Regions from separate parts of the Homo sapiens genome. Here region 2 is linked to region 1. Evidence: chromatin loops called from intact Hi-C (ENCODE). Cell type or tissue: HepG2. All regions are shown on one strand. Each heading gives the region's core, and the rest is flanking DNA. Links, peaks and the distances in the headings are about the cores only. Region 1 has its middle 12 kb from the start of LINC02427. Region 2 overlaps LINC02365 (long intergenic non-protein coding RNA 2365).

What was found. Peaks named below come from ENCODE experiments on the same cell type or tissue, not always from the same donor. Only the 100,000 strongest peaks of a DNase experiment are listed, where the experiment ranks them.
Region 2: it touches region 1 in a loop (3-fold over the local background); 2 of 110 quality-filtered maps call a loop at or near these places.

What each region holds. Positions count from the first base shown.
Region 1 is chr4:184,544,828-184,554,520 of GRCh38, reverse strand. No RefSeq gene overlaps it. Among named protein-coding and RNA genes, the nearest start is that of LINC02427, 12 kb to the right of the region's middle. In HepG2, for the core only: no CTCF peak of the experiment used is centred there; a DNase peak (open chromatin) is centred at 5,270; H3K4me3 peaks cover 1,992 bases.
Region 2 is chr4:184,607,052-184,616,744 of GRCh38, reverse strand. All of the region lies in intron 1 of LINC02365 (long intergenic non-protein coding RNA 2365), which reads left to right. Among named protein-coding and RNA genes, the nearest start is that of LINC02365, 13 kb to the left of the region's middle. RefSeq lists an enhancer at 1-167. In HepG2, for the core only: no CTCF peak of the experiment used is centred there; DNase peaks (open chromatin) are centred at 4,514 and 8,004.

The DNA.
Region 1 (9,693 bases), core at 1,165-9,164:
GGAGACGACAGGTCAGAGGTTTGGATTTTGGCCCTCTGTAAAGGCTCGTGTGGCTAATTTATGGAAATTTGGCCGAAACTCTCAACTAGAAACTTGCATGGTTTACTAGGCTGGTACCACCTCCCTCAGTTCCCACCCTGCTGGCTACAAGGAAGTTTTGCTAGAAGGAAAAAACAAAAATCAAATTACACAATTATAAATCACTGGTGATCTACAACAGATTGATTTTAGTGAATTTCATGGCTTCCAGGTGTCGTCACTTAAATACCATGATGAATGCTCTTCATACCAAGGGTCTTACTCTCCCTGCCACTCAGTATCTCCATCACCTCCACTTCTGCCTAGGTGGCCGCATTCCAGTTCCCGGCTCATCACAGAGCCTGGTGCCCTCCACTGGTGAAGCCACCCCTCTCCTGGTCTGGGCTTTGGAGTGGAAGACTTGTGTACCTGTCAGGAGCACTCAACCCATGAGCAGCAGATCTGAGCAGAAGGCAGATGGCCTTTCTGAACCACGTTGGAGACTTAACTTGCAATAAGCTCATGTCAGGCAGTGCATCCTGTCCTCAGTGGAAATATTTCTCATCTCTCCAGGAGACTGGCCAGGTAATAAAGCCTTGGGAGGCAATGATCAAATTATCTAGAGACCCTCGGAGGGGAACAGAAATCACTGATGATTTTCCTGCCATCTCCTATCCCAGGTGAAACTGTGTGATTGTAAAGCAGCAAAAAGTCTAGGTACCTTGGGAGCAGGCTTCACTTCTCCAAGGTCAGCACAGGGAGGGGGTAGTCTGGTCAGCAGAAATGACCAGGAGATATACAGTGAAGGGTCCAGACACTAGGGGAGACATGTCTTTGGTGACTGTCTACCCAGCATCCGTGTCTTCATATAGGGAGGGCACAGGGCTGGGAAGAAATTCAGTGATTCAGCCCCAGAAGGAGGCCTTGCTCTGTCCTAGGCCCCAAGAGAGCAAGATTTGCCCTGTTGAATCTCCAGAGGAGTTGGTAGGAAGGCATGAGTGCCTGTCTTGAACTTGCACCCAGAGCAACCTCCCCTGATCAGCAGAGGGTAAACTAACTTGAATTACACTTGAATTTCTTAGGAGATCAGGTCACAAACGGCAAATAGTGGTCCAGAGACCAAAATGTCTGATGGTCTAAAATGAGCCTGCAATATCACTAGGGTTCATGTCTTAACATAAATAAATTTCAGAAAGGGGTCAAACTCTTGTTTAAAGATAAATGTAATCTGGGTGTGGGGGCACATTTCTGTAGTCCCAGCTACTCAGGAGGCTGAGATGGGATGATCCCTCAAGCTCAGGGGTTCAAGACCAGACTGGGCAACATAGGAAGATCCCATCTCAATTTTTTTTTAAAGGATAAACTTAAGCATATTAGAATTTTAAAGAGTTTATTTGAACAGACAGAGATTCATGGATCAGGCAGCGCCAAACTGAAATTGGTTGGAGGATGCACTGGTGGTGTTTGTAGGGAAGGCTTTTATAGGGTGAATGTAGGAGTAGAGAAACTATTTGGTGAAAATTTGGGCAGTTGCATTATTTGAACCATCCTGGTGGAAGGCCTCTCATTACACAGGTAATATTCATCCGGACACTTGTGACGGGCTAAGCTTGTTTCATTTTGTCTGTGTAGGAACCCAGGCCATAGGAGCTATCTCAGCCTAATGGTCTTCCATTAAGTTATTTTACACCTTCTCTCTGTGTCAGGGTAAGCAGAGGTCTTCCCCGTGAGGGTTCTTACCACCCTGTTTCCCTCAGCAAAGTGAAACTGTCCCTTTTGCCTCTGTAGGCAACCTTCTGAACAAGGGCTTTCCTAATATTCCTATCTCATCTTATTTTATCGTATCCTCTTCTCGGTATCTTGTTTACATGCTTCTGGAACACTTGTGTGTCTTGCACTCATCCCCTGCATTATTTAGGCAGTCCTAAAAGAAGACTTCCAGGATGGATTGGTAGAGAACTGCTGGCATATTGAACCTTCTCTCTTTGTGTCTGGAACTTTCATAATTACCTTAGTTCTCCATGCCAATTTTGCAATTATCTTTGTTCTCCACTTCAAAATACATGGACCTCTGACAGAAGCTGAGCACATAAAAGGGACCTTGTCCAGTGGTACATATGAGGCAGGAAACATGATATATTTAAAATTATAAGCTAAAAGCTTTCTGACACCAAAAGCATGGGCAACAAAAGAAAAAGATAAGTAAACTGGACTTCATCAAAATTTAAAACTTTTGTGCAATCAAAGGACAACCTGCAGAATGGAAGGAAATATTTCAAATAATATATTTGATAAGGGATCAATATCCAGAATATATAAAGAATTCCTACAACTCAACAATAAATAAACAACCCAATTAAAAAATATTCAAAGGACTTACGTAGACATTTTCCCAAAGAAGATATACAAATGGCCATCAAGCACATAAAAGATGCTCAACATCACTGATTACTAAGGAAATCAAAACCACAATAAGATACTACTTCATACCCATTAAGATGGCAATTATCAAAAAAAACAGGAAATATACATTTTGGTGAGGATGTAGCCAAATCAGAACTCCTGTGCATTGCTGGTGGACTCTACGGTGGTATAGTCATGGTGGAAAAAGAGTACAGTGGCTCCTAAAAAAATTGGAACATAGAATTACCCTGTGAGTCATCAAGTCCACTTCTGGGTTTAAACCCATAAGAATTGAAAGCAGGGACTTCAACAGATATTTGCAAATTCACTTGCATAGCAGCATTATTCATGATAGCCAAAAGGTGGAAGCATTCATTGACAGAGGAATGGATAAACAAAATGTGGTACAGACATACAGTGGAATATTACTTAGCCTTAAAAAGAGACATTCTGACACATGCTACGATATGGATGAGCCTTGACATAAGGCTAAGTGAAAGAAGCTGGATACAAAAAACACTGCATGATTCCACTTATATGAGATATCTAGAATGTCATTTTCATAGAAACCAGAAGTAGAATGATGGTTCCCAGGTACTGGGAGGATAGAGTAATGAAGAGCTATTGTTTAATGGGTACAGAGTTTCAGTTTGGGAAGTTGAAAAGGAAAAAGCTCTAGAGATGATGGATGGTGGTGACGGTTGTACAATCAGGTGATTGTATTTAGTGACGCTGAACTATGCACTTAGAAATCGTTAAAATGGCAAATTTTATGCTATGTATGTTTTTCCACAATAAAAATTAAAAGCTTTTTTAAAATTAAAAGCTTTAGAAGAATTAATTAAAATAAAAGTAATTAAAGCTATTTTAAAATTAAAGCTAAAATGAATTCTTCCTCAATCCCAATAACTATGTGCCAGAAGTGCTATTTCTGCTCTGATTATTCTACCTACTGTGAGTATCCATGTGTGACTTTTTGGCTAGTTCATAAAATAAACTTGAATGAGCATTAATTTTTTCTAATACTCTTCCTCTATCCACAAGCTACATTCTACACCCTGCAACTTGCAGACCACACGTGCTACAGATGAATCATTTTTCTGCTCCCTCTCCTAATTCCCTCTAGTATTGGTGTTTTATATACTACCTCCTGCTGCTCTAGGTCCAATCTCTGTGCAGTTTGATGTCTTGGTATTGGTAACTCTTGACCTGGGTAAGCAAAAAACACAGTGAAATTGATGTTTTGTCTTTGGAGATTACCCTGGGATAGGAGCATCTTTGGGTGGTCCATCCATCTTCATTCATTCCTGTTAAAAATGTTAACAAGTGTTTTCTGGCTTAGGACTTTAAAGAAGGAGAATTTTATTAATTTATCAGCTGAATCGGCATTTCAGCGGCTTATGAAGCATTTGCCATTGTTTGGGGTTACAGTGATGATAACATGAAACACTTAATGAAAAACTTTCACAAAACCTGGTCTCTTTCCAACAGCTTAGCTATGTGAGAAGAGCTTTTGTAACATGACAACTCTAAAAATAAAACCGTTTTCAAGTTAAAGCTGTCCTTCCAGTTGCTGTTTCAAACTTTATCCCAAGAACTGAGGTACCATTCAGTAAAAGGCAACTCAACAATAAGGCTAAGTACTTGTTTTATGTTTTCTCGTGATGAATTTATTTCTTGTCTTTGAGTTTACAATGACAGCTATAAAAGTGATTGTCAATAATATTAGTATAATTTAATTTCTAATAGAATGAGTTTTCTATGTATGTGTTAGAGCTACGATATTCTTTTTTTTTTTTTTTTTTTGGAGATGGAGTCTCACCCTGTCACCTCGGCTCAATGCAACCTCCACCTCCTGGGCTCAAATGGTTCCCCTTGCTCAGCCTCCCAAGTAGCTGGGATTACAGGCGCCCGCCACCACACCCATTTAATTTGTGTATTTTTAGTAGAGACAGAGTTTCACCATGTTGGCCAGGCTGGTCTCGAACTCCTGACCTCGTGATTTGCCTGCCTCAGCCTCCCAAAGTGTTGTGATTACAGGTGTGAGCCACCATGCCTGGCTGTAATCCTCTTGCCTCAGCCTCCCGAGTAGCTGGAATTACAGGTGTGTGCCACCACACCCAGCTAATTTTTGTATTTTTAGTGGAGACGGGGTTTCACCATGTTGGCCAGGATGGTCTCTCTCTCAACATGGTGATCTGCTTGCCTCAGCCTCCCAAAGTACTGGGATTACAGGCGTGAGCCACTGCACCTGGCTGATATTCTTAATAATATCAGAATTTGTTTTGTGCTCTATGATGATGATACTAGTGAACTGTATTCTCAGCAATATTTTGCAATGCCTCACACTATTAATACACTTATTTGTGTTTTTGGCTGGGTGCGGTGGCTCACATCTGTAATCTCAGCACTTTTGGAGTCTGAGACAGGTGGATCACTCAAGCTCAGGAGTTCGAGACCAGCCTGAGCAACATGGCGAAAGCCCATCTCTACTAAAAATACAAAAATTAGCCAAGTGCGGTGGTGCATGCCTCTAGTCCCAGCTACTTGGGAGGCTGAGGTGGGAGGATCACTTGAGCCTAGAGGTGAAGGCTGCAGTGAACCGAGATTGCGCCACTGCACTCCAGCCTGGGCGACAGAGCTGGACCCTGTCTCAGGAAAAAAAAAAACAAAAAATCAACTATGTGCCATGCACTGGGAAGACAAAAAGATAAAATCACTCCTGCATTTAAGAGGCTCACCTCTCTCAGAGGGAAAAAATAGAAACAATGAGAGGTAATGACTATGTACAATGGGAGTGAGACAGCAATCTCCAACCGGCCTGTGCACCGGGGTGGACCCTCGGCAAGTTCACGCCCTTCGCACTGGGGAGGAGCCCGGCCCCACCTCTTTCTGGGTGGAATCTAGGATTCAAATTGGCAGACAGGAAGGGCACCAGCAGGGACTCTGGCTTCGCAGAGGGTCCCTTTTCCTCCCTTTTTTCCTTTTCACCCAATAAAACCCTGCTTTACTCACCCTTCAAACCGTCTGCAAGCCTACATTTTCGTGGCCGTGGGACGGACAAGGACCCCGTGGTTGGCTGAACTAAGGGAAAGTCCTGTAACAGGAACAGGGAAGGAGGTCTGCTGAGGGTCCGGAGATCTTGCAGCTGAACTAAGGGAAAGTCCTGCAACAGGAGCATGGAGGGAGGTCTCTGCTGAGGGTCCGGAGATCTTGCACAAGAGGCAGGGCTTCAGGTCAGACTTGCAGGATGAGTAGGTGATGGGCAGGGGCGTGGGAGTGGGGAGGGGAGGAAGTGGAAACAGCCCGGATCCAGGAAAGAGGCAGAAGGCAAATGCCAGGAAAACGCACATCATTCCCTGGAGCTGGAGGGAGAAGACCAGCACACAAGAGCCGGAGAGTACAAATAGGAGACGAAACGTGTGCTGGATCCTGGTCACAAAGGAGCTGCTGTTCCCTTCGAAGGAGGGGACACTACCTTGAAAAGCTACAGAGGGATTTCAAGCAGAGAAGAGCTGCAACCTGATGTGTCAATCTGAAGAGCACTCTTTGTCATTTATGAGTAAGGAAACGTTGGAACTTTAAGAGACACAGAGCGACGTCTGCATACTTCCTTTTGTATGGCAACTTCCTGTATTAAGGGTGAGAAACCCTTAATACAGATTCTCATGATTATGTGTATTGTGAGGTGGTATTGGGGTTCTCAAAGGAGAGGGTTATTCCTGGTTGTTAGTTGTTTTTTAAATTTTTGTTTCTTTTAAAATTATTTGTTTTGGGGCCGGGCGCGGTGGCTCACGCCTGTAATCCCAGCACTTTGGGAGGCCGAGGCGGGCGGATCATGAGGTCAGGAGATCGAGACCATCCTGGCTAACACGGTGAAACCCCGTCTCTACTAAAAATACAAAAAATTAGCCGGGCGTGGTGGCGGGCGCCTGTAGTCCCAGCTACTCGGGAGGCTGAGGCAGGAGAATGGCGTGAACCCGGGAGGCGGAGCTTGCAGTGAGCCGAGATGGCGCCACTGCACTCCAGCCTGGGAGACAGAGCCAGACTCCGTCTCAAAAAAAAAAAAAATTTGTTTTGGTTTTTCTGTTTTTTGTTTGTTGCTGGTTTTTTAGAGGTGGGTCTCACTATGTTGCCCAGGCTGGTCTGGAATTCCTGGGCTCAAGCCATCCTCCCCACTCAGACTCCCGAGTAGCTGGGACCACAGGTGCACACCATTGCTCCTGGCTTTGGTGCTGCTTTTTATTAAGGGGATTTTCAAGTGTATACAAAATCAGACAAAACTGAATAATGTACGCTTATGTCCCCCTCACCACTCTCAACAACCAGCATCCTCTGGCCTTTACACTGGAAACTGTAAAGATAAAGTCTCCTCAGCATTGTTTAGAATTATGACAGATGAAATCTCTCAGGCAGTTCCCTGGTAATTAGATAAAATAAACTCTGCATTTCCCTGGTAATCAGATGACCACCCCCGGCTACCAACAGCCCCACCCGAGTACTACTTCCTAGAGTACTGTACTTGCCCTGGGCTAGGCAAAGCTGGGCTTCCAGAGCCTGTCAAAACAGTGGGCGCGACAGACTTCCTCAGAAATGCTCTGTGTTCTGCCTTGATCTTTCACATTTGTTGCTTCCTCTCAACACTGAACGTTTGCTTGGGTCAGGGGTGAATAAACCATGGGTGAATTCAGGCCTCAAACTCCTTGGGAGGAAGCAGAGTTCATGCCAGACAGAAAGGAGGCGGGGGTTCCCCCAGTTCAAGGTGCACACAGCTGGGACCTGGGGTACACAGCACCTCCTTCACTCCTCTGCCGTCTCCGCAGTCGGACCTGGCCAAGAGGACTCTGCACTCTGCACTCAGCCTCCTGATTCAAAACTCCACATAGGGAGTGGCCAGCATAGCTTGATTACTGTCTATTGAGTGTTCATCATATGCCAGGTATTGTGTCAACGCTGTCAATCCTCATAATTGCCCTTTGAGTTAAGTCTTCTTAACACCTTTACACAGATGGGGAAACTGAGGCTTTAGAGTTTAAGCAGTTTGTCCCAAGCTACATAGACTGTAAGTGGCAGAGCTAGAATTTGAACCCAGGTCTGACTGACTTCAAAGCCCAATACCTATTTGGTGGATGGAAACGAGAGGTTCATTGGCTGAGCGTGGTGGCTCATGCCTGTAATCCCAGCACTTCGGGAGGCCAAGGCAGGCAGATCATGAGGTCAGGAGATCAAGACCATCCTGGCTAATGCGGTGAAACCCCGTTTCTACTAAAAATACAAAAATTAGCCGGGCGTGGTGGCACACACCTGTAGTCCCAGCTACTCAGGAGGCTGAGGCAGGAGAATTGCTTGAACCCGGGAGGTGGAGGTTGCAGTGAGCTGAGATCATGCCATTGCACTCCCACCTGGGCAACAGAGCAAGACTCCGTCTCAAAAAAAAAAAAAAAAAAAAAAGATGAGAGGTTCAGCAGAAAGACCACAGTGTCCTGACACTACTATTTGTGTGCAGTTTCATTGTGTGTTTGTCTGTCTTGATCCAGGCTATTTCAATGCTGAGTGGCTTTAAAACTCCCAGCTGAAACCATGTACATACACATGGGAATTCGTCTCAACAGTGCAACTGGAACTGTATTTCTGCATGTTGTCATTGATATTTGAATAGTCATCCGGCAGGTTTGCATTCATGATCTCATTTGTGTCTCTGGAACTGAATTAGGTTAATGTATTCCTGGAACCCAACATGGAGACTTTAAAAGGTAAAATGCATACAAAATAGGACAATGTCCATTGATGATAATTCTACACCAAAGATTTTCAGTCAAACCTATGTCAGATTCTTCTCTGGACAAACTCAGAACTCTCCATGCCTTAGATTAGCAGCCTTCCGTTCTGCCCTGTGCTGGAACACCCTGGCTCATGAGAACAGGAGCACGCAGGATCCCAGCCCTGCATTCAGGGGAGTCATGTTACTTGGCCAAGATGGATGGGTTGAGCATCCCCTATCTGAGACGCTTGGGACCAGAAGTGTTTTGGATTTTGGACTTTGGAATATTTGCATATGCATAATGAGAGATCTTGGGATGGTACCCATGTCTAAACACAAATTCCTTTATGTTTCACGTACACCTTCTAAACAGAGACTCAAGCGTCATTTTATGCAATATTTTTAGTAATTTCATGCATGAAACCAAGTTTTTTAAAAATTATTTTTACTTTTATAGATTTGGGAGCTACAACTGTAGTTACCTTACATGGCTATATAGCATAGTGGTGAAATGTGGGCTTTTAGAGAAACCCTCACTAGATGAGTGCATGTTGTCCCTAATAGGTGATTCTTTGTCTCTCACCCTGCCTACCCTCCTACCTTTTTGAGTCTCTGATGTCTATTATCCCACTCTCTATGTCCATGTGTACATGTTATTTAGCTCGCACTTAGAAGTGAGAACATGTGATATTTGACTTTCTGTTTCTGTTATATTTCACTTAAGATAGCAGCCTCCAGTTCTATCCATGCTGCTGCAAGAGACATGATTTCATTCTTTTTTATGGCTGACTAGTATTCCATGGAGTATACATCACATTTTCTTCACTCAATCCTCCACTGATCAACACTTAGGTTGATTCTCTATGTTTGCTATTGTGCATTGATTGCATTTTGACTGCGACTCATCCCATGAGGGTGGGTGTGAAATTTTCCACTTGTATCATGTTGGCACTCAAAAAGTTTCAGATTCTGGAACATTTTGGATTTTGGATGTTCGGAATAGAGATACTCAACCTCTATTTACACCATGTGTATTAGTTTCCTAGGCTACCATGGCAAAGTACCACAAAGTGTGTGGCTTTAAACAATAGAAATGTATTCTCTTCTAGTTCTGGAGGCCAGAAATCTGGAACCGGGGTCAGCAGAGCTATGTTTCCTCTGAGATCCTGGGTAGAAGTCTTCTTTACCTCTTCCTAGCTTCTGATGGGGGCGTCAATCCCTGCCACTCCTTGGTTTGCAGACATGTTGCTCTAATCTCCACCTCCAGAGTCACGTGGCATTCTTGGTGGGTGTGTCTGTCTGTGTCTCTTCTCCTCCTCTTATAAGGACACTAGTTGTATTAAGAGCCCATCCCACTCCAGTATGACCTCATTTTAACTAATTATATCTGCAATTACCCTATTTCCAAATAAGGCCACATTCTGAGCTTCTGGGAGTTAAGATTTCAACATATCTTTTTGAGGACACAATTCAAATTATAACACTATGGAAATCAGCAAACACTACAAATC
Region 2 (9,693 bases), core at 808-8,807, 63 kb before region 1:
TGCCATTAGAAACTGATTTACCACCATAACCTGTTTTTAGCCATGCTCTGAGGCCCCATTCTTTCTGTAACCTTGAGACGGCATAAAGAGGTCAACCATCTGGCCATTTCTTTGAGTTCTTATATTTTGTAGGACTCCCATATATATTAATAAATTTGGATGCCTTTTCTCCTATTAATATGCCTTTTGTCAGTTGATTTTTCAGTGAACCTTCAGCGGGTGAAGGAGAAGTTTTCCCTTGGTCCCTACAATCTGTTTACCCTAAACCAGGCTGATACAAAAATTAAATGATGTAAATATTTTAAAATCTGCTTTTGTTGGGCACAGTGGCTCACACCTGTAATCCCAGCACTTTGGGAGCCCAAGGCAGGAGGATTGCTTGAGCCCAGGAATTTGAGACCAGCCTGGCCAACATAGCAAGACCCTATCTCTACAAAAAAAATTTTAAAAATCAGCCAAGTGCTGCCTGCAGTCCCAGCTACTTGGGAGGCTGAGGTGGGAGGATCCCTTGAGCCCAGTAATCGAAGGCTGCAGTGAGCTATGACTGCACAACTGACTGCAATCCAGCCTGAGCTCAGAGCAAGACTCTGTCTCAAACAAAAAAGTAAGTAAATAAATAAATAAAAAGTATCCGCTTTTAATGGACAGATTTGTTCTTTCTAATTTACTTCCTGCCACTTTGTTAATCAATTTGGTAGTCTGAAAAAAATTTTTTTAATCTTGTCTTTATCAATGAGAAGAGAAAATAGCTTTTATCCAAGGAAGGTGAGTCCTTTAAAATTATCAGACCCAGAGAGACTTTTTTTGAGACACTCTTGCTCTGTCACCCAGGCTGGAGTACAGTGGTGTGATCTTGGCTCACTGCAACCTCTGCCTCCTGGATGTAAGCGATTCTCCTGTCTCAGCCTCCCGAGTAGCTGGGATTACAGGGATGCCACCATGCCTGGATAATTTTTGTATTTTTAGTAGAGATGGGGTTTTGCCATGTTGGCCAGGCTGGTCTCACACTCCTGACCTCAGGTGATCCGCCCACCTCAGCCTCCCAAAGTGCTGGGATTATAGACGTGAGCCACTGCGTGTGGCCCAGAAAGACATTAAGATGAGCCAACAATCACATTGTACTTCCCCCTTGAGTGATATATTCATCTTCTGAAACTTCTTGCTGTTGCCATAATAGCTATAAATTAACCTAATAATAATGTACTTGACACTATAACCCACACACTATAGCTTAACAATGTATAGCCAATCATTAATGTTATTTCTGTAAACCAATGAGACTTCCTGTCATACAACTTTGTATCAGCCCACTGCTTGTCCCCTTTGCCTTTAAAAAACCTGCTGGTAGCTTTCAGTGCCTGCAGATCCTAGGAGCTCCCAGCCGAGGATGTCAGATCTCATCATCCTTGCTGCTTTGCCACCCCATTCCCCTCAATAAAGTGGTTTGGTCCCCCCCCAACCAAAAACAACAAACAAACAAACAAACAAAATCGGCTTTGTAACAAAGGCTGAACAAAGTATTTTTAATACAGACAGGGTTTCACCGTGTTAGCCAGGATGGTCTCAATCTCCTGACCTTGTGATCCGCCCACCTCGGCCTCCAAAAGTGCTGGGATTACAGGCATGAGCCACTGCACCTGGCCCCTTTACTTTCTTAATAAACTTGCTTTGACTTAACTTAACAGAGTCGCCTTGAATTCTTTCTTGCGTGAGATCCAAGAACCCGCTCTTGGGGGTCTGGATTGGGACCCCTTTCTGATAATATTTTGGTTTATTCAATGAGCTCATGAAAAAGAAAGATGGGCTAGACTCAGGACCATTCTAGTACATTTGCGTCCCTAAAGTTATCCTACTAAAATATTAACATGATTTCTATGGATGCTTGCCAGGTCCAACCCACAGACGCTGGCCGAACGATGGATGAAAGAATGCACTCAAGACACCAGTATCCAGTGAAAGAGCAGGCTAGGGGACTGGGCCATGCACAGACCCTGAGGAGGGTGCTGTAAGGAGTCAGCAGCCATGGCCCTGACAAGTTGGTGCTGCAGGCATTTATTTAGTACAGATTTAATGACAAAGGCTTTGAGTCAACCCTCTTGTGGGTAATTAACATGGTTGCCCTCCCTGGAGAGAGTAGTCCCACATGGATGATTAAAGGCCAGGTTCTGAGCCTAAGTAAACTAACTTATCTAGATCAGTTTCTTTACAACCCCTTGTTATCTAACCTAAGCTCTTAAGAGAATTCAGCTGCCTTCAGCCAAACTCTCTTCTGAAGCTATGCAAACTCCCAGCCTTCCGAGAAGGTTTGCATCCTTTTCCTATAATTTTTCCTACCACCCTGACTGCTCTCCTACAATTCTCTTCATAAATTTCTCCTAAATCCCCACCACCGCCGACCAAGTCACTGATGGAAGCTTGTTGTGAATGTTTATCTATGAGCCATAGGCCCATCTACTTTATGTTCAAGCCCTGATGTAAATGTCCCTCATGTCGCGGCACTGATACCAACTATGAAACCTCCATGGAGAAAGGCATAATTGAAAATTGCATCAAGTAAATTCCAGAAAATTCAAAGTTGACATCTGAACTTTCTTTGGAGTTTGTTGAGCACCTCGTTTTTCAGCATGAGAAATTCACAGGCAAACTATGACTACGAAATATTTTTCACAGGCCGAGCATGGTGGCTCACGCTTGTAATCCCAGAATTTTGGGAGGCCGAGGCGGGTGGATCACCTGAGGTCAGGAGTTTGAGACCAGTCTGGCCAACATGGTGAAACCCCATCTCTACTAAAAAAAAACCACACACACACACAAAAATTAGCTGGGCATGGTGGCAGGCACCTATAATCCCAGCTACTCGGGAGGCTGAGGCAGGAGAATCCCTTGAACCCAGGAGGCAGAGGTTGCAGTAAGCAGAGATCGTGGAGATCACACCATTGCACTCCAGCCTGGGTGACAAGAGTGAAACTCCATCTCAAAAATAAAAAAATAAAAAAAGAAAAAATATTTTTCACAAACTGCAATCACAGTTCATTTCAACTCAGAATCCTCCCCTCCCTGCCCCAGCTCCCATATCCACCTTTTCTCCATTGTGTTTTGTGTAGTTTGGCTAGTGACAGCTCTGGGATCCTCTAGCTAGCTGCCACTTCCCCAATCTGAACTCCAGTTTCTGCTTCCCTAAAATAGAAACGATAACATTGTCAAAAGACGAAATTACAACAAATTTAGTTTAAAGATCTAATTGGCTTAATTAGCAATTCATGAATTAGACAACATCTCTGTAAAAATAGACAGGTGCTCTGATGGGCTGAGCAGAAGAGATTGGCTTTGTAAACCAAAAATAAAATTCTGAGCCTCCCACTATCTGAACAGGTCCCTCCTCTTGGCAAGGGCGTTACAAGTTAACCTGAAAAACTAATCCAGGCCATGATGGGAAGAGGGAAACAGATATGCTTCATTATACCTTCCCCCCTTTTGGAATTACAGATAGAACAGACTCTTTAAGTCTGATAAGAAACATTTACAATCTATTCTCTCTGAAGCATGTCCTCTGGAGGCTTCATCTGTCTGATAAAACCTTGGTCTCCACAACCCCTTATTGTATCCCAGACATCCTTTCTATTTAATAACTCTTTCAACCAATCCCCAATCAGAAAATCTTTAAATCTCCCTGTGACCTGAAAACCCCCACTTTGAGTTGTCACAGCTTTCTAGACCAAACCAATGTACATCTTACATGTATTGATTGATGTCTCATGTCTTCCCAAAGTATAAAACCAAGCTGTGCCCCACCCACCTTAGCACGTGTTGTCAGGACCTCCTGAGGTTGTGCCACAGACACATCCTAAACCTTGGCAAAATAAACTTTCTAAATTGATTGCGACCTGCCTCAGATACCTTTCATTTACAGCTTTATAGGCAAAAAGGGGCTGAGACAGGTAACAAAGAGTTGATCGGTCATTTCAAAGTTACTTTCCTTACAGAGTTAAAACAGAGGGAACTTTTTGTCATGCTGGCTCAGGTAAACTAGGCCCCTTGTGACTGGTTCCTGTGTCTCCTGTTTTTTGAAAACTGGCCCATTCAAAGTTCAGTTTGATTATGTGGCACCTAGCATGAGGAACTCCATTCTGGTTTGGTTTGGTCTGGTCTGGTGGGCCTAGTGCAGGAGCTCAGTCCAAAGCAGTGGCCTCCCATAAATTCATTTAATGATCTTCCTTCAAAGTAGAAGTGATATGAGAATTTTTAAAGAGATAACAGCAGGAAAGATGTCTAACAAGTTAAAGTACTATAGAACCATGTAAATTATTCTAAATATCCCCCATAGTTTGATACCATTAAAGATGTCAGTAAGGCTAAGAAAACTGTTCTATTTACTTATCAACACTTGATATAGCTCTCAGCTTCGTGCCAGCCTCTATGCTAAGCGGGTTTCTAAACATTAACTCATGTAATCCTCTCATCAACCTTAGGAGATATCCTCAGTTCACTGAGGGAAAACAAGTAATCTGACCAGGGTCACAGTATATTATGAAATGGCAGGGTTGGGATTTGAACTCAAGAGTCTTACTGTAGACTCTGTGCTCTGAGCCACCATGCTAAGCTATCTAGAGGGAGATGTCCTGTGTTACTGTGGCAGCCGTGTTAGCAGGTTTAGCCCTAAATGTACAGACAATCCCTGGGGTATCTACAGTTTCCATTCAACATTTATAGAGTGCTTACAATTTGTCTGTCAGGCATTGTGCTAGGTACTGGGACTACAGAGTGAAAAGACTCATCTGAGGCCCTGGAGGAACCTGTCAGATGGTTGGTGAGACAAACAAGGAACACCTACATGATCATGTGAAATATATATTTGGTCTTCCGTGGCCTCTTGGCATACAGCTAAAACCCTTAGAACCTCCGAAGTGCTGTCTTTTTGTATGCTAATAAGTTGACTGAAGGCTGGCAGCACGCAGGTAGCTTCAGTATAGGGGCTGGTCACAAGAAAGACCAAGGCAGGATTAGAGAGTTGGGACTTTCAGCCCCACCCCCAGCCTCCCGGGAAGAGAGAGAGGCTGAGGTTAAGTTGATTACCAATGGCTAACAGTGAATTAATTGTATCTATGTAATGAAGCTTCCATAAAAACCCAAAAGGGTTTGAGGAACTTCTGGAGAGCTGAACACATGGAGGTTCCTGTAGGGTGGTACCCAGGGAGGGCGTGGAAGCTGCCCTCCAATTTCCTCATACCTCACCCTGTGCATGTCTTCACCTGTATCCTTTGTAATATTCCTTATAATGAATCTGTTAATGTAGGTATTTCCTTGAGTCCTGTGAGCCACTCTAGCAAATTAACTGAGCCCAGCAAGGGGGTGTGCAAACCCCAGTTGGTAGGAGGTCAGTCAGAAGCATGGGCGAAACAACCTGTGGCTTCCGATTATCATCAGATTTTGCAGCGGGGGAGTCTTGGGGACTGAGTCCTTGACCTGTGGGATCTGACACTGTTTCCAGGTGGATGGCGTCAGAATTGAATTACAGGACACTCAGCTGCTATTGCCTGCTGTAGAATTGCTTGGTGCGTGGAGAAACCTCATACATCTGGGCACAGAAGTATTCTGTGTTATGGGAAAGCTGAGGAAAAATATTTTTGGGTTTTTCCATACTCAACCTGGTAAGAAGCTTTCTCTTCATTCCAAGTCAATAGGAGTAAACTGAGTCCAAGAAAATTCCAGAGCATGAGAAGTCTAGCCTCTACCTTATCCTAGATAACGAATTGGCCAGCCTCCTAAACTCTACCTACTTATCTGTCAAAAAGGAAAGCAAAAGAGAGCTGGGTAACTCACTGGGAGCTGTGGCTCACGCCTGTAATCCCAGCACTTTGGGAGTCCCAGGCGGACAGATCATGAGGTCAGGAGTTCAAGACCAGCCTGGCCAACATGGTGAAACCCCATCTGTACTATAAATACAAAAATTAGCTGGGTGTGGTGGCACATGCCTGTAATCCCAGCAACTCTGGAAGCTAAGGCAGGAGAATCGCTTGAACCTGGGAGGCAGAGGCTGCAGTGAGCCGAGATCACGCCACTGCCCTCCAGTGTGGGTGACAGAGCGAGACTTTGATTCAAAAAATAATAATAATAATACATAAATCTTGGTGACTCAAGAGCTTAAAAAAATACACATAATTCTGGTCAATCCCAAGGCAGGTCAGTGTAAGGGCTACATTCAATTCAATTAAATTGGACCCAAGCACCCTGGGGAATGGAGGTCTTAAGGAGATGGCATATCCTGCTTTGCCCAGACTACAGAGGGACAAGGCCAAGCTAAGCCAGCATAGCTCAGCTTTTTAGGGACTGATCTTAACACCCATGTAAGATGCTGGATTAGACCTTGCCCTGGGAAGGAACACTGATTTCCCCATTGGGTTTTTACAAAGTGGTAGGGTATGGAGAGGAAGAACTATCACAATGGTGGAGTAAGTGGTAGAAAGAAACAGATCTGGGGTGAAAGGTTTATGCTTGGAATTCATTCCTTAGTGTTAATGGAGTTTATTCTGAGCCATTATGAGTGACCATGGCCCAGGGAGATCTCATGAGGACCTAAGAAAGTGTGCCGGGGTGGTCAGGTTACAGTTTGGTTTTATACATTTTAGGGAGACAGGAGTTACAGGCGAAGATGTAAATCAATACATATAAAGTATACATTGGTTTTGAGACAGGCAGGCAGGTTGGTTCCCTACTTTAAGATGGTCTGGAGGAAAAGCATACGGAGGCCCCCACTCAAGCTCTAGCTTCTCTAACTCTCAGCCAGTCAGCAACAAAAGACCCAAGGAGCAGTTAACTGCAAGCTCTTATTTCAGGGGAGCTGGAGACTTCCCCAGAGCCCTACATGTAAAGTTAAACTCCAGCCTACAATTACTCCTTCCTTATTTTAATACTAAAAATCATACTCAGGGTTGGAGATTTAAAATGTGAAGGCTACATATGACATATCAAAAAGCATGTTGAACCACCGGCAAGCACAAGAAAAGCCCCTCCTATGTGTGCCCTGATGTAACCCTTTCCTTTACAAAGACCCTAAAACTAACCCACACACTGTTCTCGGGGAGCAGCCCATTCTTTGCGCTTTCTCCATGCTGGCTCCCTTGAGCACAAGCTAAAATAAACTTTGTCATTACTGCTATGTCTGGTGATCTCTCTTGACTTCTAGCCTGGGAGATTACACGAACCTGCAACTGCCCCAATGGGGTCCCCTTGCCTGCTGTCTAGACAGAGCTGATTTATCAAGGAAGGGGAATTGCAATAGAGTTTAATTCACACAGAGCCAGTTGTGGGGGAGACTGGAGTTTTATTTTTACTCAAATCAGTCTCCTTGAAAACTCATGGATCAGGGATTTTAGGGATAATTTGGTGGGTGGGGGGTCAGAAAGCGAGAGAGTGCTGCTTGGTCAGGTGAGAGATGAAATCATAGGGAGTTGAAGCTTGTCGTCTTGAGCTAAGTCAGTCCCTGAATGAGGGTCACGGTGAGCCCGTTTATTGATCTGGGTGGTGCCAGCTGATCCACTGAGTGCAGGGGCTGCAAAATATTTCAAGCACTGATCTTATGTTTTACAATAGTGATGTTATCGGCCGGGCTCGGTGGCTCACGCCTGTAATCCCAGCAGTTTGGGAGGCCGATGTGGGCGGATCACCTAAGGTCAAGAGCCTGAGACCAGCCCGACCAACACAGAGAAACCCAGTCTCTATTAAAAATACAAAATTAGCTGGGCATGGTGGCGCATGCCTGTAATCCCAGCTACTTGGGAGGCTGAGGCAGGAGAATCACTTGAACCCAGGAGGCGGAGGTTGCAGTGAGCCAAGATCGCCCAGCTAATGCTACATACAATGTATAAAGAAGCAGGTTGAACCACTGTGCAAGCGTTAGAAAAACCCCTCCTGTAGATCTCCTGATGGAACCCTGCCTTTTACAAAGGCCCTGTAAAACTAACCCACACAGTCCTCTCAGGGAACAGTCCATTCTTTGTTCTTTCCTGAGCACAAGCTAAAATAAACTTTCTTTGGGAGGCCAAGGCCAGTAGATCACCTGAGGTCAGAAGCTGGAGACCAGTCTGGACAATATGGCAAAACCCTGTCTCTACTAGAAATACAAAAAGCTAGCCAGGGGTGGTGGCAGGCGCCTGTAATCCCAGCTACTTGGGAGGGTGAGGCAGGAGAATCGCTTGAACCCAGGAGGCGGAGGTTGCAGTGAGCTGAGATCGCGCCACTGAACTCCAGCTTGGGCAACAGAGTGAGACTCCATCTCAAAATAAATAAATAAATAAATAAATAAATAAATAAATAAATAAAAAAAATAAAAAAGTTTCTCTTTGCTGCTGTATCTGGTGATCTCTCTTGATTTCTAACATGGGACATTACAGGAACCCAGGGCATTGGTAACAGTTGACCTGGAAAGGCAGGAAGGACATCTGGAAACATGGGCTTACAGGTCATAGGTCATATATATATACATATATATATTTTTGTGTGTGTGTGAGTCGGAGTCTCACTCTGTCACCTAGGCTGGAGTGCAGTGGTGTGATCTCGGCTCACTGCAACCTCCGCCTCCCAGGTTCAAGCAATCCTCCTGCCTCAGCTTCCCAAGTAGCTGGGAGTACAGGCATGTGCCACAACGCCTGGCTAATTTTTTTGGATTTTTAGTAGAGGCGGGGTTTCACCATATTGGCCAGGCTGGTCTCGAACTCTTGACCTTGTGATCCATCCACCTTAGCCTCCCAAAGTGCTGGGATTACAGGCATGAGCCACCGTGCCCAGCCTGTATTTTTTTTTCTTTATTCTGGGGTACATGTGCAGAACGTGCAGGTTTGTTACATAGGTATACACGTGCCATGGTGGTTTGCTGCACCCATCAACCTGTCATCTACATTAGGTATTTCTCCTAATGCTATCCCTTCCCTAGACTCCCCACCCGCAACAGGCCCCAGTGTGTGATATTCCCCTTCCTGTGTCCATGTGTTCTCATTGTTCAACTTCCACTTATGAGTGAGAACATGTGGTGTTTGGTTTTCTGTGCTTGTGTTAGTTTGCTGAGAATGGTGGCTTCCAGCTTCATCCATGTCCCTGCAAAGGACATGAACTCACCCTTTTTTATGGCTGCGTAGTATTCCATGGTGTATATATGCCACATTTTCTTTATCCAGTCTATCACTGATGGGCATTTGGGTTGGTTCCAAGTCTTTGCTATTGTGAACAGTGCTGCAATAGACATATGTGTGCATGTGTCTTTATAGTAGAATGATTTCTAATCCTTTGGGTATATACCTAGTAATGGGATTGCTGGGTCAAATGGTATTTCTGGTTCTAGATCCTTCAGAAATTGCCACACCGTCTTCCACAATGGTTGAACTAATTTATACCACCATCAACAGTGTAAAAGCGTTCCTATTTCTCTACATCCTCTCCAGCATCTGTCGTTTCCTGACTTTTTAATGATCGCCATTCTAACTGGTGTGAGATGGTATCTCATTGTGGTTTTGATTTGCATTTCTCTAATGACCAGCAATGATGAGCTTTTTTTCATATGATTGTTGGCTGCATAAATGTCTTCTTTTGAGAAGTGTCTGTTCATATCCTTCACCCACTTTTTGATGGGGTTGTTTTTTTCTTGTAAATTTGTTTGAGTTCATTGTAGATTCTGGATATTAGCCCTTTGTCAGATGAATA